Linked DNA regions of Homo sapiens: region 2 is linked to region 1. Evidence: read pairs that join two places in POLR2A ChIA-PET (ENCODE). Cell type or tissue: OCI-LY7. All regions are shown on one strand. Each heading gives the region's core, and the rest is flanking DNA. Links, peaks and the distances in the headings are about the cores only. Region 1 has its middle 19 kb from the start of ARPP21. Region 2 has its middle 150 kb from the start of MIR128-2.

Region 1 (12,310 bases), core at 2,422-10,421:
GAGGAAGAGTAGTACTAAAAGTCAAAAAGATAAACACACCTGCAATGTGATTTTTGAACCAGGCCAGAGAGCACTTAGGTGGAAAAAAAGAGAGGGGGCAGTACAGTGAGATTATCAAGGGAATGACTATTTAGCCAGATAGATGTTAGGGTCCCAGTGTTGATCATAAAACTGACACAAAGGGAAGACACAGCAGTCATGAGGGGCCTCAGCCACCTTTTATATTGATGAAAGTCTCATTTGCTTAAAAGTAGCACACCTGATAAACTCTTGATGTGCCTTGCACACAATTCTATTTCTTAAGGGGTGGAAAAAAGTTTGTCTTAAGCTCAATTTTGTGCACCAGGGAGGAATTAGTTGACAAAGAGGAAGTTATAGCAACCTTTGGATATGATACATGGGGTTCGGTCAGAAGTATTCTCTAGACTTTAAAGAGACAGATGTGTAAAAATGAAGAAATATAATAGGTACAATGTCCGGACGCGGTAGTTCACGCTGGTAATCTAAGCACTTTGGGAGGCCGAGGCGGGAGGATCACGAGGTCAGGAGATCGAGACCATCCTGGCTAACACGGTGAAACCCTGTCTCTACTAAAAATACAAAAAATTAGCCAGGCGTAGTGGTGGGCACCTGTAGTCCCAGCTACTCGGGAGGCTGAGGCAGGAGAATGGCGTGACCCAGGAGGCGGAGCTTGCAAGTGAGCCGAGATTGCGCCACTGCACTCCAGCCTGGGCGACAGAGAGAGACTCCGTCTCAAAAAAAAAAAAAAAAAAAAAAGAGAGAAAAGAAAGAAAGAAATATAATAGGTACAATATACATGGCCTGAGTCTCTAAAATGAAGAGTTATTAAAGAAGTTTGGACTACTCCAAAGAATAAAAAAACTCCGAATTGTTGGTAGACTTTCTTCACATGTATGTTTACTGCAGTACAATTCTTTATTGCAAAGGTATCGAACCAACCTAAATGCCCAATGACCAATGAATGTATAAAAAAATTGGTATATATACAACATGGAATACTACTATGAAAAAGAATGAAATAATATCTTTTGCAGCAACTCGAATGAAGCTGGAGGCCATTATTCTAAGTGAAGTAACTCAGGAATGGAAAACCAAATACCATGTGTTCTTACAATGGGAGCTAAGCTATGGCTATGAAAATGCAGGCAGAGTTATATAATGGACTTTGGAGACTCAGAAGTGGGATGGTAGGAGGGAGCTAAGGGACAGAAAGAGAACTATATATTAAGTACAATGTACATTATCAGGTAGTGGGCACACTAAAATCTCAGACTTCACTACTATAAAATTCATCCATGCAACCAAAACCCACTTGTACCCTGAAAGCTTTGAAGTGTGCGTGTGTGTGTGTGTGTGTGTGTGTGTGGTGGGGGGGGGGGGCGGGTGTAAAAAGTTGGTAGAGATTAATATGGCCACCCAAGCAGCTCTCCAACAGGGTCAAATTCTAGAAGACCATGAATTAAAAGTGAGAGACCATGACCTGAGTCTTGTGGAAAAAAGTAACAAGCACAGCTGCATGTTCCAAGAAATTTGCTGCCACAGTGTGTGACACACTGGTTACATGGTGCACAGCTTCTGCTGTGACGTGTTCTGGATTTATCTTCTCTAGAGTTCTATGTAAGGTGTCACTAAGATCATATCAGCCATTGGTTTTTCGTACTCTCATTGTTGTTGCAATTGCAGATCCCTTGATGTTCCTTTCAAGTACCCAGTTATGAGTAATTGTTTGCTCTGGAAGTTTGTTCCCTCAGACACATTGCAAAATATCTTTTAGTATTTTCTCCTTCTCAGGAAAGGGTTGCTCTCTATATTTAAACTGAGAATTTCAAAAGTGTGACATTTCTTCCAGGCTATGTTCTCTGCATGGAGGAAAACAAAAGGATCTTGTACCACTCATTTTCAATTAGGAAACTAAAAAAAATGGGAGGCTTAAAATTTTCTTTTCAATATTATTATGTGTATCCCTTCTAGCCGGCTGTAATATTTGTGTCCCCCGCCCAAGATCTATATATTGAAATCCTAATGACTATTGTAATGTTGTTAGGAGGCAGAGGCTTTGGGAGGTAACTAGTTTATAAGAGTGCAGCCCTCATGAATAGCATTAGCGTCCTCATAAAAGAGACCTTAGAGACTTGCCTCTTTCCTCCAAGTGAGGATACAGCAAGAAGTTGGCAGTCTGAAACCTAGGAAAAGGCCCTCACCAGAAGCTGACCATGCCAGCACCTTGATCTCAGATTTCCCGCCTCCAGAAATATGAAAAATAGATTTCTGCCATTTGAAAGCCACACGGTCTACGGCATTTTGCTATGGCAGCCTGAAGGGTCTAAGACATTAGCAACTCCAGCAAGTTTCCTGTTTAATTATTAAGTCCAGTCTCTCTCATGACACTAACTCAGAGACACTGCTGTTATTCCACTGCTCAGGCCCAATATGGTATTAGCAAAATTGAATATTATTTTTTCTGAACTTATTTTCCTTCCTTCTTTCTGTTTTTTTTTTAAAATGTAATTCTCAGATATAATTATCTGCCAGTAAGAAAACTATAAACTATGATTTTCATCAATGGATAAAAAGATGTGATTTGTAGAAATGACTTTTTCATTGTATTTTAATTTTAAAAATCAAATATATGATTACACAAAAGAATTTTTGAAATACATATGAAATTTTAACACAAAATAAACATCTCTAAATTCTCTAACCAGATATTATCCAGAATATTGTCCAGAATAGCATCAATACTGTTGAAATCTACCTGTGACATCATCCAAAATCCCATCCCATAGCTTTACTGCCAAATTTCATCACTATCTTGGTTTTTGTTTAATCATGCCCCATTTTAATGGCTTGACCCTATATATGCATATATTTCAAGTCAATGTGTTCAGATTTGTTTCTCTTTGAGATTTTTATAAAGACTAAAATATATAATACACACATACTTCATATAGTTTTAGGGATATGCTCTTTTGTACCCAATATGATAGTCTTAAGATTTACCCATATTTTTATATACATATTAATAGTTCATTCCTTCTCATTGTAATATAATACCATAATATAAGTAACCATTATTTTTCTGTAATTAGACATTTGGGTTGCTTCTGATTTTCATTATTGTAGAATACATTCATGTTTAACTTTTAAAGACTTAGTCCACTATTTAGCCAGAAACAAAAGTATGTTTATTATTCTTTTAATAAATGTCTTATGTATTTCTACTGATTATTAAGTGGACATACTTATTTAAATATTTAAACCCAACAAAAATTGATGAATGGGACATAATTAAACTGAAGAGCTTCTGCACTATCAATAGAGTGAACAGACAACCTATAGAATGGGAGAAAATTTTTGCAAACTATGCATCAGACAAAGGTATAATATCCAGCATCTATAAGGAACTTACATTCAGTTTACAAGAAAAAAAAAACCATTAAAAAGTAAGCAACAGACATGAACAGACACGTTTCAAAAGAAAATGTGGCCAACAATCATATGAAAAGAAGCTCAACATCACTGATTGTTGGAGAAATGCAAATCAAAATCACAATGAGATACCATCTCACACCAGTCAGAATGGCTACTATTAAAAAGTCAAAATTAACAGATGGTGGTGAGGTTATGGAAAAAAGGAATGCTTATGCATTGCTGGTGGAAATGTCAACTAGTTCAGCCACTGTGGAAAGCAGATTGGTGATTTCCCAAAAGAACTTAAACCAGAATTATCATTTGACCCAGCAATCCCATTATTGGATATATACCCAAAGGGAATAGAAATAATTCTACCATAAAGACACACGCAGGCGTATGTTCATTGTAATACCATTCATAATAGCAAACACATGGAATCAAGCTAAATGCCCATCAATGGTAGACTGGATAAATAAAACTTGGTACATATATACCATGGAATACTATGCAGCCATACAAAGAATGAGACCATGTCCATTGCAGCAACATGGATGGAGCTGGAGGCTATTATCCTAAGTAAACTAACACAGGGAAAGAAAACCAAATACCAGATGTACTCACTTAAAAGTGGAAGCTACACTTTGCATACATATGGACACAAAGAAGGAAAGAACAAAACCAGGGCCTGCTTGAAGGTGGAGGTAGAAGAAGGAAGAGGATAAAAAACTGTCAGGTATTATGCTTATTACCTGGGTGATGAAATAATTTCTACGCCAAATCCCTGTGACACACAATTTACCTGTGTAGCAAACCTGCCCATGTACCCCTGAACCTGAAATAAAAGTTAAGAAATAAAATGAAATAAAATAAATATTTAAATCCCAAATAAAAACTTCATGCTATACATTTATAAAGCATTTTATTTTAAATACTCAATACCATTAATATTTGCTGTAGAAATTATTGGATTTAAATTCTGATTTTGTTCATGGTAGCCAGGCTACAGATGATAAATCAAATTTATCTAAGTCAATCATAAAAATCTTTTTGCCTTGTATAAAGTATTTTCTAAATCTCTCTTACAGCCGAAGGTGGGGAGAGTCATATTAGACATAGGAGAAGTTTGTTGGAGTGCATAGTAGGACATAATAAGACATAGGAGAAGCTTGTTGGAGAATGTCCGAAAAGGCTTTTCTGTCTAGATAAACATAGAGGAGAAACAGTTAAGAGAGAAAAATCACAAGGCACATAAAATGTTTCATTAGTTGTAACAAATAAAAAATGATTCAAAATATCAGAAAAAAGTAATATAGTGCAAGAAACTTTAGTTATATATTAATTTTTTACAATTGTTTAGTCCCTGTAGAAGCATTATACTTCAGTGGCCACAATCCATGTGGTCTAGTACAGAATTTTTAAATAATTCAAGTACTTTATTTCCATTTATTAACAGAATACATAATTCATAAAAACACTGCTTAAAATTCTTTCTTCTCAATCCTGTCTTCCTTATTCCTAACCAGCTGCCCCATTATTCTCCCTTCCCAGATTTTCCCCAAATTTTCTTTCCTTAGCTTAACATGTTTTTTCATCTTTTCTCCATTGCTTTATTCTCCCCATACTCCTAATTCTGTATCCCAAAGTCAAAAGGCAGTGGTATAAGTCGGTCAAACCTATCCTAAAATATAAGGGACAGGACGCTTTTACACTTATGGAGACTTGTTTCGTGGCCTGGAATATGGTCTGCCTTGGTCAATCTTCCACGTGCACTTAAAATGAATGTGTATTTTGCCACTGTTGACTGCAGTATTCAAATAGTCAAGTGTGTTGATAGTGTTTTTCAAGTTTTCCACTTTCTTACTGATTTTTCTGTCCACTTGTTTATGAAGTATTGAGTGTGGGGCATTGAAATTTTGCTATAATCGTTTCGTCTATTTCCCCTTGCAGTTCTCTGTTTTGCTTTGGTATTATAAAGCCCTATTTTTAAGGCACATATATGTTTGAACTTTTATGGCCTCTTGATGAATTAATTTCTTTGTTATTATGGAATAACTTTGTTTTTAACTTTCAAGTTCAGGAGTACATCTGCAGGTTTGTTATATAGGTAAACTTGTGTCATTGGAGTTTATTGTGGAGATTATTTCATCACCCAGGTATAAAGCCTAGTACCCACTAGTTACTTTTCCTCATCCTCTCCTTCCTCCCACCCTCCACTCTCCAAAAGTCCCCAGCGTGTGTTGTTTTCCTCTATGCGTGTCGATATGTTCTTATCATTTAGCTGCTAGTAATAAGTAAGAACACGTGGTATTTGGTTTTCTGTTCCTGTGTTAGTTTGGCAAGAATAATGGCCTCCAGCTGCATCTATATTCCTGGAAAGGACATAATCTTGTTGTTTTTGAGGCTGCAGAGTATTCCATGGTATATATGTATCACATTTTCTTTATCCGTCTACCATCGATGGTCCTATAGGTTGATTTCATGTCTTTGCTATTGTTAATAGTGCTTCAAACATACACATGCATGTGTCTTTATAATAGAGTAGTAATAGAATTAATGGATCCATGGTAATTCTCTTTTAAGGACATCGAGGAATCACCATACTGTCTTCCACAATGGTTGAACTAATTTACACTCCTACCAGCAGTGTATAAGCATGACCTTTTTCTCCATAATCTTGCCAACATCTGTTATTTTTTACTTTTTAGTAATAGTCATTCTGACTGGTGTGAGATGCTATCTCATTGTGGTTTTGATTTGCATTTCTCCAATGATCAGTGATGTGGAACTTCTTTTCATATGATTGTTGGTCACATTTTTTTTAACACGTGTCTGTTCATGTCCTTTGCCCACTTTTTAATGGGTTTTTTTTTCTTGTAAATTTGTTTAAGTCCTTTATAGATGCTGGATATTATACCTTTGTCTGATGCATAGCTTGCAAAATTTTTCTCCCATTCTGTAGGTTGTCTGTTCATTTTATTGATAGTTTCCTTTGCTGTGCAGAAGCTCTTTAGTTTAAGTAGATACCATTTGTCAGTTTTTACTTTAGTTGCAATTGATTTTGGTGTCTTCTTCAGGAAATCTTTGCCCAATCCTATGCCCTGAATTGTATTGCCTATGTTGTCTTCCAAGGTTTTTATTGTCTTGATTTTTTTTTTTTTTTTGAGACGGAGTCTTGCTCTGTTGCCCAGGCTGGAGTGCAGTGGCAAGATCTCGGCTCACTGCAAGCTCCGCCTCCCGGGTTCACACCATTCTCCTGCCTCAGCCTCTCAACTAGCTGGGCCTACAGTCGCCCGCCACCACGCTCAGCTATTTTTTTTTTTTTTTGTATTTTTCATAGAGACAGGGTTTCACCCTGTTAGCCAGGATGGTCTCGATCTCCTGACCTTGTGATCCACCCGCATCGGCCTCCCAAAGTGCTGGGATTACAGACGTGAGCCACCACACCTGGCCCTTGATTTTTATATTTAAGTGTTTAACCCATTTTGAGTTAATTTTTTATATAGTTGTATTAGTCAGGGTTCTCTAAAGGGACAGAACTAATAGGATACGTGAATATATGAAGGGAAGTTGATTAGGAGAACCTATTCACACAATCACAAGGTGAAGTCCCACAAGTTGAGGAGCCGGGAAGCCAGTCCGAGTCCCAAAACCTCAAAAGTAGGAAAGCTAATAGTGCAGCCTTCAGTTTGTGGCTGAAGGCCTGAGAGCCCCTGGCAAATCACTGGTGTAAATTCAAGAGTTCAAAAGCTGAAGAACTTGGACTCTGATGTCCAAGGCCAGGTAGCATCCAGCACGGGAGAAAGATAGAGGTCAGAAGACTCAGCCAGTCTAGTCTTTCCACATTCCTCTTTCTGATTTTATGCTAGCTGTGTTGGCAGCTGATTAGATGGTGCCCACCCAGATTGAGGGTGGGTCTGCCTCTCCCACTAAACTGACTCAAATGTTAATCTCCTTTGCAACACCCACATAGACACACCCAAAAACAATATTTTGCATCCTTCAATCCAATCAAGTTGACACTCGATATTAACCATCACAATGGTGTAAGGAAAAAGTCCAGTTTCAATCTTCTGCGTATGGCTAGCCAGTTATCCCACCACCATTTATTGAATAGGTAATTCTTTTCCCATTGCTTGTTTTTTGTCAGGTTTGTCAAAGATAAGACAGTTGTAGGCATGCAGCCTTATTTCTGGTTTCCATATTCTGTTCCATTGGTCTATGTGTCTGGGAATGACTTTCTTTATCTAATTTTGTGTTTCTGTGTGCTTTGAATCTGTTTTGCATACCATTTTAGGTTTTTATAAATCTAGTATTAACATAGCATACCTTCTTCTATTATTTTATTTTTCTTATTTGTATCTTTATATTATATTCAAGATGCATTTCTTATAGTCAGCTATATATCCTGTCTGTTACTGTTTTATTTTCCCTACTTTTTCTGCAAATTTTGCATCCATTGAATATTTTATACTACCATTTTATTTCTCTTATTGACCTATAACCTAAAACTCTTTAAAAAATTTTTAAATGGTTGTTCTTACTATATAAAATACATATTTTAAATTACTATAGTCTACATACAAGTGATAATCATGCCACTTCATGTACAGACTATGAAGCTTACAATAATATACTTTCTTTTCTTGATCTCTACTTTAAATTTTGCATTCTTATCAAGTATTTACATATACAAGTAACTAGTTAACTAGCTAGATACATGCATACATAGATGTTCATTGTAGTATCATTTAACAGTAAAATATGAGAAAAAACAATCCTAAATCTCCAGAAATATTTATGCACCATGTACAGAGCTATTAGTCATAATGACATATACCAATATATGTTGATATGTTAAGATACACACACAAACACACACACACAATGTGAACAGATAAAAGCAGACTAAGCATTAACTTGTTTATGATTCTGTTTTACAGTTTTTGTAAAAAAATACATCCATATGATTATGCCTGCATAATTCGATATGTGAAATAAGTCATACGTTCACAAAAAGGTAAATTACAGAGAATAAAATGTTATGTAAAATCTTAGAGGAAAGATAAATACTTTATGACAGAATGTATAAAAAGCACTGAAATAAACAAAAGGCATAAAGAATGAAGCATATTGTTTATTCTTCTTGTAATAGTAAACTAGGTAATTTGTACCAACTCTCTTGTTGAGTACAACTACTATCATTATTATTTTAACATTGTTCTGTTCTAGAGAATGCAATAAAATAGCCAAACTGGATGTAGTAGGCTGAAAAATGCCCTTGTTCACCACTACTAAAGAAAAAAAGATATTCACATCCTAATACCTGAAGTCTGTAAATGTTACCTTATTTGGGAAAAAAGGGTGTCTGCAGATACGATTAAATTAAGAGACTTGAAATAAATAGATCATTCTGAATTATTTATGTGGGTCCTAAATCTAATGACAAATGTCATCATTAATAAGAGTAAGGCATAAGATTACACAGACAGAAGAAGAGAAAGCAACATGAAGATGTAGGCTGGATCGGAGTGCTGCAGCTAGAAACCAAGGGAGACTGGCAACCAACAGGAGCTGGTAGAAATAAGGAACAGATTCTTCAGTAGAGCCTCTGGAGGAAGTCTGGCCTGGTTAACACCTTGGTTTCAGTCCAGTGATAATGATTTCAGGCTTCTGACCTCCAGAACTATGAAAGAATAACTTTCTGTTGACTTAAGCCACCAAATTTATGATGATTTATTACAGTAGCAATGGGAAACTTAGACCCTCAAAAAATAGGTGCAAATATTGGAAAAGAAAACCTTTTTTTTTTCAAAATTTGAAATTTTCAAAATTACTTGCAAATCATTATATATATCCAACACATCTAATAAAGCAAACAGTTCACTAAGATAGTTCATTTATAAATAAAAAAGAAAAATTAAATAGCTTCCCCACATGAAAGTGATTGCTTTCCAATTTTCACATAAGTTTAACTCTATTAACCTTCAACAGGGAGTGGATGAAATTGTAGTTTTGCCTAAGGGTATATTTGTATGTGATTGTATGCATTCAACCCTGCCTCCTCCCATTAGTAAAGATTTTTGCTTTTTCATTTCTTTTCATTAAAAATTAAATTCCTCTTTGCTACATGTCTAGTGTGAGTTGGTGAGGGTTTCTTCTCCTCTTGGTCACAAATGGAGGCTCTACCATCTTGCAGTGCTGTCATCTCAACATCTCGGGGGCAAGCAACAGTTGAAGGTTGTCAACCATATCTGAAATGCTTTGAGGCAGGATATGCCACACAGCACTTCTGTTCACAGTCCATTGGCCAGAACTCATTGCAAGGACAAAAGGAAAACTACAAGGGGGACTGGAAAACATGTTGGAGCATGGATATTTGGAGAGAACTATATCTCTAGTCTATTTTATTGGTCTTAGTGTCTTCACACGGGCATAACAAATGTCTACTCTGGGGCCCAGGTGTTAGAGAGTTCAGGATTTTGTAAGAACACACATCCACACACCATAAACATATACTTATTAAAGGATATATGTGCCCTCATGTTATTCAGGATCAAGGACTTAGCACGGGTAGAGTCTGAGTCATAACTCCAAACGTTCACTGTCATAACCAACAACATTCCAGAACCCATGGGGACAACCCTTCTCTAGGACTTTTGCCCTATGGCCTAGAAATAAAAGACAACTGTGTTTCAATAGCATGAACATGTTTTGCACTGCTAAATATGAAGATGAAGATCACTTCAGAATACAAGCAGAATTTGAACAGTGGAAACACATAGGTAAGAGAAAAGACAAATTAACATGTCAAATCTTTCCTCTGGGTGTGAATTCAGTGGTTTTTTTTAATATATTGAAAAATGTTCAGTGTATTGCAAAGTGTCTGTTTTATTGCTATTCATTGTTTTTTTTTTCAATTAATTGTTCCTTAGGTATTTATCTATGTCTATCATCAGAAACATGTTGTAATATTAAGAAAATTCTATTACTCTTAAATTTGTTATCTATATTAGTGTTGTTAGATAAGGGTTAGTTAAATTTGAATTTTAGATAAAAAATGGATATCTTTTTATAATAAATATGTCTCATGCAATATTTGAGACATGCTTATACTAAAACATTATTGTTGTTTATCTGAAATTCAAATTTAATTGGGCTTACAGTATTTTTATTCAAGAAAATTGGCAATATGCCTGAAGCACAACGGTAGCTGATTGTTTACACTGGCAACTAGAAGGACATTAAAAGCTGAAATTGTGAATAGCTTTGTGTTTAAAAAGTACTGGACATAAGTAAGCTTCAAAGTATAAAAGTCAATTATAGTTTTACTAAAATTTCATCAGTATTTGTGATTTTCTTTATTTTCTAATAGCAAATGACAAATACTTTAGGAGAAGAATAACATTCCTGAAAACATACATTCTACAGGGTTGGATTGTTTAGATTTGTTTTATATTCAAATTTTCTGCACTTAATATTTCTACTTCATGTTTTAATATTTTATATCACTATTGTCACTTGAACACAAACTAGAGGACAAACTTCATGATAACAACATAATTATTGATTTTACCTGAAGTAAAGGCAAGTAAAGCACATTTTTACATTGATTTTTAAAAACCTTTATAATATTACTCTTCCAAACATTGTTGTCATTAATAACACTCTTAGACATGAGCAATAATTATTAAATTCAGATGTTCTTGACACCTTTTGACTTTCAGTAATATATAAATACTATAGCTTTACATACTACTGGTCACCAAATATTTCTTTGTTTCTTTCTTCCCACTTAAAAAAGACATTTCCTCCCTTATCACAGGAGACAACCCCAAATACTAAGTAAACATCACATTTCTTTCTTTTTCTTTTCTTTTCTTTTCTTTTTTTTTTTTTTTTTGAGACAGAATCTCACTCTGTCCCCCAGGCTGGAGGCTGGAGTACAGTGGCGTGATCTCGGCCCACTGCAGCCTCCACCTCCTGGGTTCAGGCGATTCTCCTGCCTCCACCTCCCGAGTAGCTGGGACTTCAGGCGTGCACCACCATGCCCAGCTATTTTTTTTTGTATTTTTAGTAGAGACAGGCTTTCACCATGTTGACCGGGATGGTCTCAGTCACCCGAAATGATGATCCGCCCACCTCAGCCTCCCAAAGTACTGGGATTACAGGTGTGAGCCGCCATGTCTGGCCAACAACACATTTATTTCAAAGTCTAGGACCTTTCAGTGATGTAGAGTAATTACTATATTAAATCTAGAAAAGGGTCTAGCTAAAGTTACAGAAATCAGTGGATTAAAAGAAATTACCTGTCCCAGTGGCCCCACCACAACCAGTACTAATAGGCAGTGGTTGGACAAGAAGAGGATAACCACAATAAACATTTCCATTTCCAAAGTGGAAAAACGGGAGATAACAGGTGTCACAGTTTGCAGAAATTCTGAAATCCTTCTGGGCAGACATTCTAAAGCTCTTCTATGCTCTGGGTACAGAGAATTCTTCAAATCTTGATTTGGCTATCTTGTCGTTGCCCTAGAAGTCTCTAGGTAATGTCCTCTAGGAGATTCCTCTTTTTTTTTTTTTTTTTTTTTTTTTTTATGATACTTTAAGTTTTAGGGTACATGTGCACAACGTGCAGTTGTGTTAAATATGTATACATGTGCCATGTTGGTGTGCTGCACCCATTAACTCGTCATTTAACATTAGGTATATCCCCTAATGCTATCCCTCCCCACTACCCCAAGCCCACAACAGGCCCCGGTGTGTGATGTTCCCCTTCCTGTGTCCATGTTTTCTCATTGTTCCATTCCCACCTATGAGTGAGAACATGCGGTGTTTGGTTTTTTTGTCCTTGCGATAGTTTGCTGAGAATGATGGT
Region 2 (12,310 bases), core at 2,057-10,056, 280 kb before region 1:
TCTGCCTATGACCTGGAAGCCCCCACTTTGAGTTGTTCCTCCTTTCCTGTAACTTCTGTTCTCCTAAAATGTATAAAACCAAGCTGTAATCCAATCACCTTAGGCATATGCTCTCAGGACCTCTTGAGACAGTGCCTTGGGCCTTGGTCACTCATATTTGACTCAGAATAAATCTCTAAATAATTTACAGAATTTGATTCTTTTTCATAGACACTGTGGACCTCAGCTGTCAATTCCTCCTTTGTTTCCTCCATTTTGTTAATGCATTTAGACTCCCAAGTCAAAATTGCCAAATTTGATTTCTACATTTGCATTAGGTCTGCCCATCCATGATTTCAATGTCCACCACAGGTTCACCTTGAGCATTTCCTTTATTAGGCTTTGCAAGTGGGACCTCAGAAACTGACCAGCCCAGCCCTGCCCAGACTAGAGAAAGAAGACAAACAGCACTTAAGGTAATTAGAAAAGTGAGAAAAGAAAATAGAAGTTGGACACGAATAAATAGTGCAATAAAACCATCTTTAGTTCAATTCCTAAGCCTACTTCTTATGTTTAGTATCTCAACTTTTATGAAGACATTTTACTTCCAACTTAATTATATCATTAAATCATATTGGAAATCGTTTCTTATTCCTATGTAATATTTAGAAACATATTACTTTCATATACTTAGCATTCTATTTTAAATTTAGATATTTACCTTAAGTAAAGGACAAACTTATTTAAAGAAAAATTTTAAAATGTCTTTCATTCTTTTCACACTTAGCCTTTACAACATACAAGTTGGCCCATTCTATAGATTTGCAAACCAATGAATAGATGCATGAAATGTTTAAAATGACTTACTGGTAATGTCAAGTGCAGTTGCAACTCTAAGTCACAGTTGCTCTGAAAGTTTCACGTAGGTGACAATTTTCTGAGCAGAGTGTTAAAAACTGCTTTATAATAGCAACTCCCACAAAACCTCTTCAGTCATATGGGTCTGGTAGCATTTTATTTTAAACACCATTTTGACAGGTGTATTATGTAGCTATTTTATTTTTCATGCATAGAACATTCTTGACATTCACTTCACTTGCACTTTTCTATTAGAAGAAGAAAAAGTTCAGGCAAAAATTGTTTTCCTGGCTGAATAAGAATGAAAGAGAAGTCCATTTTGTGATGACTTTTTGTATCATTGACCTGAAGTAAAACAAAATCCCAAATTCATTCAGACAACTTTTCATGCATTTAGGCACGCACAAGCTCATTCATTTATTCAGAAGTCACTTATTAATTTTGTACTGTGCTATGTGACCTTGTACTTACATGTGCTTACATCAGGCATATAAAGAAAAAGACCTAGTCTGTGACTGCACAAAGCACAACTTTTTCTATGGGAAGTAGCAATGCAAACAAGTAATTACTACAAAGCAGCTATAAAATATGCTAGAAATAGCATAAAGACAAGTGTGATTATCTGTACGAGCCAGAAAAAGCCTTCCATAAAAGATGTTTTCTCTCAGAGGATCATAATTCACTAGGTCAATGTTGATAAAGGCATTTGAGGCTGAGAAAATTGTCCACACAAAGGCAAAGAGGCAAGGAAATACCTGGGAAGTTTGGACACATAAGCTAGCTCAGTACAACTGAAAAAAATAATAGTGACTGTGGGCTAGGCTTGGAGCTGAATATTAAATGGTGTCCAGATTATCAAAGACTGTGGGTATCCTGTGAAAAAGTTTAGGCTTCAGGGCTGCAGAAGCAGGGAGAAACCAGAGAGTGATTGTGCCATGATGATGTCTTTTCATTGTGTTTAAAGCAGAAAATCTAGAAGAAATGGATAAATTCCTCGACACATACACTCTCCCAAGACTAAACCAGGAAGAAGTTGAATCTCTGAATAGACCAGTAACAGGATCTGAAATTGTGGCAATAATCAATAGCTTACCAACCAAAAAGAGTCCAGGACCAGATGGATTCACAGCCGAATTCTACCAGAGGTACAAGGAGGAACTGGTACCATTCCTTCTGAAACTATTCCAATCAATAGAAAAAGAGGGAATTCTCCCTAACTCATTTTATGAGGCCAGCATCATTCTGATACCAAAGCCTGGCAGAAACACAACCAAAAAAGAGAATTTTAGACCAATATCCTTGATGAACATTGATGCAAAAATCCTCAATAAAATACTGGCAAAATGAATCCAGCAGCACATCAAAAAGCTTATCCACCATGATCAAGTGGGCTTCATCCCTGGGATGCAAGGCTGGTTCAATATACACAAATCAATAAATGTAATCCCGCATATAAACAGAGCCAAAGACAAAAACCACATGATTATCTCAATAGATGCAGAAAAGGCCTTTGACAAAATTCAACAACCCTTCATGCTAAAAACTCTCAATAAATTAGGTATTGATGGGACGTATTTCAAAATAATAAGAGCTATCTATGACAAACCCACAGCCAATATCATACTGAATGGGCAAAAACTGGAAGCATTCCATTTGAAAACTGGCACAAGACAGGGATGCCCTCTCTCACCACTCCTATTCAACATAGTGTTGGAAGTTCTGGCCAGGGCAATTAGGCAGGAGAAGGAAATAAAGGGTATTCAATTAGGAAAAGAGGAAGTCAAATTGTCCCTGTTTGCAGATGACATGATTGTATATCTAGAAAACCCCATTGTCTCAGCCCAAAATCTCCTTAAGCTGATAAGCAACTTCAGCAAAGTCTCAGGATACAAAATCAATGTACAAAAATCACAAGCATTCTTATACACCAACAACAGACAAACAAGTGCCAAATCATGAGTGAACTCCCATCCACAATTGCTTCAAAGAGAATAAAATACCTAGGAATCCAACTTACAAGGGATGTGAAGGACCTCTTCAAGGAGAACTACAAACCACTGCTCAATGAAATAAAAGAGGATACAAACAAATGGAAGAACATTCCATGCTCATGGGTAGGAAGAATCATTATCGTGAAAATGGCCATACTGCCCAAGGTAATTTACAGATTCAATGCCATCCCCATCAAGCTACCAATGACTTTCTTCACAGAATTGGAAAACTCTACTTTAAAGTTCATATGGAACCAAAAAAGAGCCCGCATCGCCAAGTCAATCCTAAGCCAAAAGAACAAAGCTGGAGGCATCACACTACCTGACTTCAAATTATACTACAAGGCTACAGTAACCAAAACAGCATGGTACTGGTACCAAAACACAGATATAGATCAATGGAACAGAACAGAGCCCTCAGAAATAACACCACATATCTACAACTATCTGATCTTTGACAAACCTGAGAAAAACAAGCAATGGGGAAAGGATTCCCTATTTAATAAATGGTGCTGGGAAAACTGGCTAGCCATATGTAGAAAGCTGAAGCTGGATCCCTTCCTTACACCTTATACAAAAATCATTTCAAGATGGATTAAAGACTTAAACATTAGACCTAAAACCATAAAAACCCTAGAAGAAAACCTAGGCAATACCATTCAGGACATAGGCATGGGCAAGGACTTCATGTCTAAAACACCAAAAGCAATGGCAACAAAAGACAAAATTGACAAATGGCATCTAATTAAACTAAAGAGCTTCTGTACAGCAAAAGAAACTACCATCAGAGTGAACAGGCAACCTACAACATGGGAGAAAATTTTTGCAACCTACTCATCTGACAAAGGGCTAATATCCAGAATCTACAATGAACTCAAACAAATTTACAAGAAAAAAACAAACAACCCCATCAAAAAGTGGGCGAAGGACATGAACACACACTTCTCAAAAGAAGACATTTATGCAGCCAAAAAACACATGAAAAAATGCTCATCATCACTGGCCATCAGAGAAATGCAAATCAAAACCACAATGAGATACCATCTCACACCAGTGAGAATGGCAATCATTAAAAAGTCAGGAAACAACAGGTGCTGGAGAGGATGTGCATAAATAGGAACACTTTTACACTGTTGGTGGGACTGTAAACTAGTTGTGGAAGTCAGTGTGGCGATTCCTCAGGGATCTACAACTAGAAATACCATTTGACCCAGCCATCCCATTACTGGGTATATACCCAAAGGACTATAAATCATGCTGCTATAAAGACACATGCACACGTAAGTTTATTGCAGCATTATTCACAATAGCAAAGACTTGGAACCAACCCAAATGTCCAACAATGATAGACTGCATTAAGAAAATGTGGTAGATATACACCATGGAATACTATTCAGCCATAAAAAATGATGAGTTCATGTCCTTTGTAGGGACATGGATGAAATTGGAAATCATCATTCTCAGTAAACTATCACAAGAACAAAAAACCAAACACTGCATATTCTCACTCATAGGTGGGAATTGAACAATGAGATCACATGGACACAGGAAGGGGAACATCACACTCTGGGGACTGTTGTGGGGTGGGGGGAGGTGGGAGGGATAGCATTGGGAGATATACCTAATGCTAGATGATGAGTTAGTGGGTGCAGCACACCCTTGGCACATGTATACAAATGTAACTAACCTGCACAATGTGCACATGTACCCTAAAACTTAAAGTATAATAATAAAAGAAAAAAAAAAAGCTCTGCTTAGCTGATCTCTAAGGTCTTTCCTCTCACTCCTATTTGCTCTGCTCACTCCAGCACAAGCGTTTCCCTCCTGCTGTTTCTTGAGAAGCCAAGCACATTCCACCCCCCCAACCCCCACCCCCGCTCTCAAGGCCTTTGCATTTGCTCTTGGTCTGTTTGGTTTTTCTTGCAGTTATGCATGGACTTGCTTCTTCACTTTATTCATATGTCTGCTCCAAGGCACCTCCTTAGAGAATTTTCCCTTGACTATCCCATGTAAAATAGAAGCATTGATTACCGATTATGTCTGCTCGATGCTTTTAAGTTTTCTTTAGTTGTGGTTGGCATTACTTCAAATAATACTAAATACTATTTATTTGTTTATTGTCTGTATCACCTACTAAAAGGTAAACTCTATCAAGGCAGAGGCTTCGTGATTTTATAACCACAGCATCAGCAATGAAAATAGCCCCTGGCACATAGAGATTGACAAGAGTGAATAAATATTTGCTGAATGGTGAATACATCAAAGAGATGTATTTCTGTATGCATGTGAACACATGTACAGTTCTTACAGCACCCATCAGAAACACAAATGCACTCTATAAAAGCAAAGAGGAAATGTCGCTGAAAGTTGTCCTTGACCTTATCTTATGCTAGTTTCACCAAGGAGAGAGCTTGGAGAAGGGCTCTTTCCCAACACAAAGTAACAAAATCTTGAGAAAGAACCTTCTGTGATGGAGAAGTGTCAATTTTTCACCCACCATATTCCCTTAAAGGATGACAGCCCTAAAATAGGAAAAGATGTGATAAGCAAGTGATTTGCCAACTAATTTCTTTCCCTTAGGTACTTTGTTGAATTTGGTCTGAAGCTAACAAAGGAAGTGCTATCTGAAGATCTGGCTCTGGCTCTCCTAGAAAAGCACATATTTCTGTATCACCAGTCAATCTTATCTCTAATGGCTACAGCAAAATCCTCTGCCCCAATAACATGTCACTTTTTCTGAGTGTAGGCAGTTTGCCTTAATCAAATTGTCCATCACAGGAGAAGAAATGGTTGTTCAGAGCCTGAGAAGAAGGGAAAAGAGGATTTTCTCCTCATAGACTTTCAGCACAAGTTATACAGGCTTTGTTAATTATAAATCAGTTTCCTTTAGAACATCTCAGTCTTTAGTAGGTCATCTGTGATCCGAAGTTAGCAGTAGATAGAGGGTCTGAAAACATTGTGTCAGCTGACATTGATTACCTCTGAAGGGTGGCCGTATGGGTAATTTATATTTCTTTATACAGTTCGGCACATTCAAAAATTTCCAGGATAAATGTGTATTTGTTTTATTATTAGCAAATAAAATAAAGCCCACTTATGCTTTTTCCTAACCAACCAATTGAAGAATCCAGTCCTTGTACCTCTAAGATCAGTTGATTAAAGTAATTCTTCATTTGGGTTAAATGAGAGCAGGGGTGACTTGTAAAACCTCTGGGTGCTGACTGCCCATATTTCTGTAGTAGAGTACCAGAGTTCTACCTGGGCATATGGCTATCTAGCTGAGATTTTTCTTTTGACGTCTCCATGTAGTCATTTCCGAGAAGGGCTAGTTATCACTCCACATTTGACAATTGATAAAATTGTCAATTTTATCACAATAAGAAAAGACTGGTACCAAAGAGGTACCAGTTTCTTGTTCTGATTCAAGCTGCCTTTCCATTGCATTTTTTTGTATGTCTAAAGCACAGAGAAAGTTGAGGAGTTCTCTCTGGTCCTTACCTATACCATGGCTTGTATTGCTCCATGGTGGGTTTCCTCTAATCTCTGGTTTCCAACCTTCTAACTTAAATTACAAACCGCTTGGCTTCTTCTGTTGTCAATTCGCTGATGACTTTGCTGACTTTTATATCATCTCCTTTTACCAGGGATGTATTGGTGAAGATTGTGTTACTAATTTTTTTCCAGCTTTATTGAGTTATAATTGACAATAAAACATATACAACACAAAATGTACGTGTTTAAGGTGTATAATGTGTTATTTTGATGTACATATGTGTTATAGAGTAATTACAAATCAGGCTAATTAACACATCCATCAGCTCATAAAGTTAGCAATATGTGTATGTGTGTGTGTGTGTGGGGGGCGGGGGTGAGAATTCTTAAGATCCACCCTCTTCGCAAATTTCAAGTATGTAATAGGTTATTATTAACTATAGTTACCATGCTGTACATTTGATCCTCAGAGCTTAATCCTCTTATAATTGAAAGTTTATACTCTTCGACCAAAGTCCTACCATTTCCCCCATAACCTCAGCCCCTAACAAACACCTTCTATTCTGTTTTTATGTTTGACTTCTTGAGATTCCACGTATAAGTGAGATAATGCAGTATTTGTATTTCTGTGTTTGATTTATTTGTGTTACTGATTTTTAATGTCTTAGAAGGTAGCCATCAAGTACAATAGCTTTCAAATAAGCAGATGTGCTTTACTCCTAACACTGCTGCCTACTGGCTTTATGAGCATTTACTTTGTCTAGTTTTTTTCTCATTTGTAAAATGGGGGGAGGTGAGAAGGGGTTAATAAAAATACCTTACATGTGGAATTATTTTGAAGATTTGATGACATAGCACAAGTCTTAGAATTGTTCCTGACACATAGTGAGAGTTTAGAGAATGTTAGTGATTACGGCATTACTAGATCTATTAACCAGCATTATTATCAGGGGAATCACTAGCCTTCTTTAAATAATTACTGATTATACTCACCTCAGAGCACCTGTTGTTTGCCATTCTCTTGAGGAACAGCTCCATTGCAAACCAGGTACTCTAGACGGTGAAGGCCCAGTTCTGTGATGTGCCAGTCCTCATCTTACAAGTCAAACCAAAGTGAATTCTATTTATGCCACATAGCCTATATTTTTAAGTAGGTCCACTTCAAACAGCCCCTCCAAGTTTGCCAAAAATCCCTCCAGCAACTTTCATGAGATGCTGTAACTGACACATTTCCATTCATTTATGTAGATATAGATAATAATTTCTTTCAATCTGCTCCTATGTGTAAAGAGAAGAGGCTTGAAGATTCTCTTAACTGATGTGGAATCTAAAAATTAGTTTCTACGTATCTCCTATTGCAAGAACTTTAACAACACTTGTGAATAAATATGTCACAGATACTTTCTGTTATTTGGATTAAAGGAGGCCTCTTGCAGTTCCAGTGGTAGAATCAGTGTTGAGCTGAGTTTGTAAACACACGTTTATAGGAGAAATAAACTACTGTGCAATATAAAGAGTAAATGTTGATTTCTGGATCCCCTGAACTTGTTTCCACCAAATGCTGAGTATAAAACTCCCATTAGAGATGAACTCTTAAACTCATATTTCTCTTATAACCTCCTTCTGCTTCCTTTATAGAGGAAGAAAGAGAGAGAGTGAGAGGGAGAGAAATAATACACAAGTACATAAAGTGTTAATGATTCACACCCTCACTCCCAGGAACTAGGGCTCATGGACTTGTCTTCTCTGACATCCACAGAGAATGACTGGATTATCTAGGTGAGAAATGATGCCTCCTATTCTGTTAAAGCAATCAGTGAAATGAATGAGTAATGAGTGAGAGAGCATTAGTAACACTGGTGCTTGTTTAATGAGCTCCATTGTCTTTACTGTATCTCCCTAATTTCCTCATCTTGCTAAATAAATGTTTATTTATATTCTTTAGTGTAAGATAATTTTCACAGCTGAGCTTTAATAAAGCACAAAGAGGTACAAGAAGAAACACTACAGGAAACTAATGAAGGCAAAAATGAAAAATGAGAAAAATAATAAATTTTTACTAGGGATTCCCTACTAAGAAACCCCTGAGTGTGAGAATAATATAATTTCACTATGAAGAAATATTACTTAACATTGATGTGTTCTTGCTTGAGAATGGGAGGTGGGTATCCTAGCTAAGGGTAACTTTAAAGTGTACCCCTAGTCTAGCCATTCATCTTTTGTCACTCTGCCCTAAACTTTGGCTGACATTGGTCTTTTGGGATTACAAAAATAAGACTCTCAAGTTATTTAAGTGTCTGGAAGGGGTGTGGAGAGATACGTTACTACTCACCAGCCCATCAGCTACAGGTGCGTGGATGCTGCTTCTGGATTACTCTCCCACATTCCTACATCTTAAGGGGATATCTTTTCTGTGATGTGGACAGAGGAGCATGATGAGTGTTCTGGGCTGCCATACAACTCAAATCTATACAGAGGGTCTCTGGTAGGACACAGCAAACTCTTTGGGCAAGAGTAGATTTGTTTCTGGAGGATGACAAGGGTCTTGAAGGTGATACTGAGAAGGAGGTCACTTGCTGGTTATTTAAGGAACATAAGTATCTGTGACTTTGATTTAGCTTTGAAAAACCCTAGGATACTATCCTGCAGAGATCAGGAAAAGGAGGGCAAAAATAACAAAGAGGACTGAGAAGTAGCAGCTAATGGAGTAGAAAGAAAACCTAAATTGGAGTCCAAGTCATGATTTTATTGCTAGCAGGAGGATAGGAGGGATCAACCTTGTAAAGTGCTTCTCTTAAGTAAAATATCTAAAGACTGACATTTGAATACTGGATTTAGTAATATGAAGTTTTTAAAATTATTTCAATGGACTATTGGGGAAAATCACTGATTAGTGTGTATATAAAGACACAACGTAAAGAGATAAATTAGATACAATCACTTATAATCAGCAGTAGTATTTTGATGAGAAAGGGAGTAGTTTGAGAGGAAAATGTGTTCAAGATAGATTTTTATTATAAAAGAAATAGTAGCACATTCATATGCCAATATGAATAATCTCATTGAAGGGGTGTCAGGCTCTTAGCTGGGGCCCAAGGGGAATTGGTGGATGGGTGGCTGGTCGTTGAAAGAACACTCGGTGGGGCCATAGGCAGGTGGGATATGCCTTTATTATGTACTCACTCTAACAGTGTCAGGGATACATTTATGTACTTCACAGACAATAGTGGCTCAGAGCCAGGTGATGAGCCTACCCATAACATGGTTACACAACTGTGATTATATAATGCACGGGATTGTGTGCTTGCGCTCCAATCCCACTGTGTCATGCTGCACCAGATGTTTACCTCAGCCTACTCTTGACTGCCGCACAGCTACTTGTCTTACAAGGGGGAAACTGATAATATTTTTAAAAGGGGAATATTGCAGAGTGCTGTTGTAATCACCCAAAGTGGGTTCTTCTTGCCTGTTGCACAGATAAACCCACTGAGATAGCATTATTGTAGTATGGAAAGAGTTTTAATTAGTACAAGTCTGGCAAAGTGGAAGGACAGGATTTTATTATTACTCAAATCAGCCTCCATGCCAACTCAGAGGCTAGGATTTTTATGGATATTTGATGGGTAGGCGGCTAGGGAATGGGTACTGCTGATTGATTGGGGATGAAATCATAAGGGTGTGGAAAAGGGTCTGCTTGTGCTGAGTCCACACTTGGGTGGAGCCACATGTCCAGTTGAGTCATGTGTTCATGAGTCACGGGTCGAGGTGGGGTTAGCTGGTTGTCAGATGCAAAAGTCTAAAAACACCTCAAAAGACCCATTTCAGGTTCTTCCTCAATTGCTCCTACAGATAACGTCACTATTGTTATAACGATGTTATCTGTAGGAGAATTAAGGAAGTCCCAAACCTTCTGACCTCTAGCCATATGACTCCTGAGTAGTAAGGAATTATAGAAATTATAGCTACATTTTTGAAGAACTCAGGTCCCATAATCTTAATTTCATGGCCTTTCATTAAGTGGCTTCAGTCCCTGAGGTGGCTTCTATCCCTGAGCAAGGAGGGGGTTAGTTTTAGGGAGAGACTATTTCATCCCTGCTTCAAAGTGAAACTTTAAACCAAATTTCTCCCTTAGTTAGCTTGGCCTATGCCAAGAAATGAGCAAGGACAGCCAGCGTGATGAGGCGAGAGGCAGAATGGAGTCAGCCATGCTAGACTTCCCTTGCTGCCATGATCTTTGCAAAGGTGGTTTCACTGTCCTTGTGTAAACAAGAGGGGATGGGAGAAAATGCTTTTAGAAATGAAGGCAAATAGTTGATCTGTTGTGACATGAGGAAAGGCAGAGTACACAGATGCAGGTGTTGTTAGATATATAATTGATCTATATGAATCGCAAGATATACTTTGTAATTGATCCATTTTTACGTGAATTAGGAAGCAAGATCTTCAACTGAGAGTAAAAGGTGAGATGTTGTAAGAGACAGAAAAATATGAAATAGTACCCTCAGATAGTAAGAAAATGAATAAGCTGGGGGAATTGAGTATGGTTGCCAGGCAGCATTAAGGCCTACTTGGGATTGATGGTAATTAATTTAAAGTTAGATCAGTCAGCAGGTTTTGTGTTTTCCCCAGCATCATTCTGCTGCACAGGTATAAGTGTGGAGCAGGTAGAAAGTTGGATTTAACCAGGGTTGCTGTTAAATTTTTACTTTGTTTAATACTTTATATTTTACAATCATCCCTCAGTATCTATGGGAGATAGATTTCAAGACCCCTTGAATACCAAAATGTGTGGATGCTCAAGTCCTTTATATAAAATCGCTTAGTATTTGCATATAACCTACGCATATCCTCCCATTTAATTTAAATCATTTCTAGGTTATTTATAATAGCTATACAATGTAAATGCTGTAAAAATAGTTGCTATACTATGTTTTTAATTTGTATTATTTTTAACTGCTGTATTTTTTTTTTTTTTTTTTTTTTACTATTTCTTCAATATGCTTGATCTGTGGTTGGTTGAATTCTTGAATGCAGAATCCGTAGATACAAAGAACTGATTATGTATTGAATTGATTATAAATTTCAGTTCAAAAATCAAAAGAACATAAAAATACATACATTGAAATGCCTCACCCCAAACTCTGTGCCAGTCTGGCCCACTGTATTCTTTCCCCAGTTTACCTTCAGAGTAACCATTTTCCTGTGTTTGGGCTCAGAAACTGATACTCTCAAATATGTCCTTTTGACATACTGAATTAAGGAAGCCTCAAGGTCTCTCTGACCTTACCCTCACAAATATCTCTTCCAAAGAAGCTGAAGTTCCTTTATCAGCTTAAGATCCAGACCCACCAAGAATAATTGTTCTTTCTTTCCTTCCATGTTATCTCATTATCCTCTGCAGATAATACTTTAATACTTACTTCATTAAAGCAGACCAAGATGTGACCTCACCTGAGCAGACCTTTTTACTAGTACAAAGACTGTCTCCAAGGATCATTTAAATTCTAAAGACAACTCTTTACAAATTAGTTCATCTCAATGCCAGTCATTTTCCCTCACAATCAGTTATTGTCCCTCGATAGAATTCCTCTTCTCCTCAATACCATAACCTGTTTTACCAGGACTGACGCCTCCATTCTTTCCGTAACCTCAAAATGGTATATAAGTTTCTGTAACTCATTGGAAAGTTGGATCTTTATTCTGAAGGCTCCAATGTATACATATTAAATACATATGTATGCCTTCTCTCCTATTAATCAATCTGTCTCATGCCCGTGATTTTTCAGTGAAACTTTAGGTGGCCAATAGCTATGGCACCACACCTGTATGTATCTGCTCCTTGCTGCTTTCTGCTCTCCGAGGTTTAATTTGTTTGATGCTATCAATGTAATAGGCCAACGGGACATTCTCTGAGACTCAAGGTGATTATGATCCTCTGGACTATATTTCCCCAGAGATCAAGCTAGTTTAATATAACCATGACATTAGGA

The links. ChIA-PET counts read pairs that join two places held together with the same protein. Peaks named below come from ENCODE experiments on the same cell type or tissue, not always from the same donor. Only the 100,000 strongest peaks of a DNase experiment are listed, where the experiment ranks them.
Region 2: POLR2A ChIA-PET joins it to region 1 with 9 read pairs; 2 of 35 experiments call an interaction of 5 or more read pairs at or near these places.

The regions. Positions count from the first base shown.
Region 1 is chr3:35,614,289-35,626,598 of GRCh38, reverse strand. No RefSeq gene overlaps it. Among named protein-coding and RNA genes, the nearest start is that of ARPP21, 19 kb to the left of the region's middle. In OCI-LY7, for the core only: no CTCF peak of the experiment used is centred there; a DNase peak (open chromatin) is centred at 6,208.
Region 2 is chr3:35,892,635-35,904,944 of GRCh38, reverse strand. No RefSeq gene overlaps it. Among named protein-coding and RNA genes, the nearest start is that of MIR128-2, 150 kb to the right of the region's middle. In OCI-LY7, for the core only: no CTCF peak of the experiment used is centred there; a DNase peak (open chromatin) is centred at 9,624.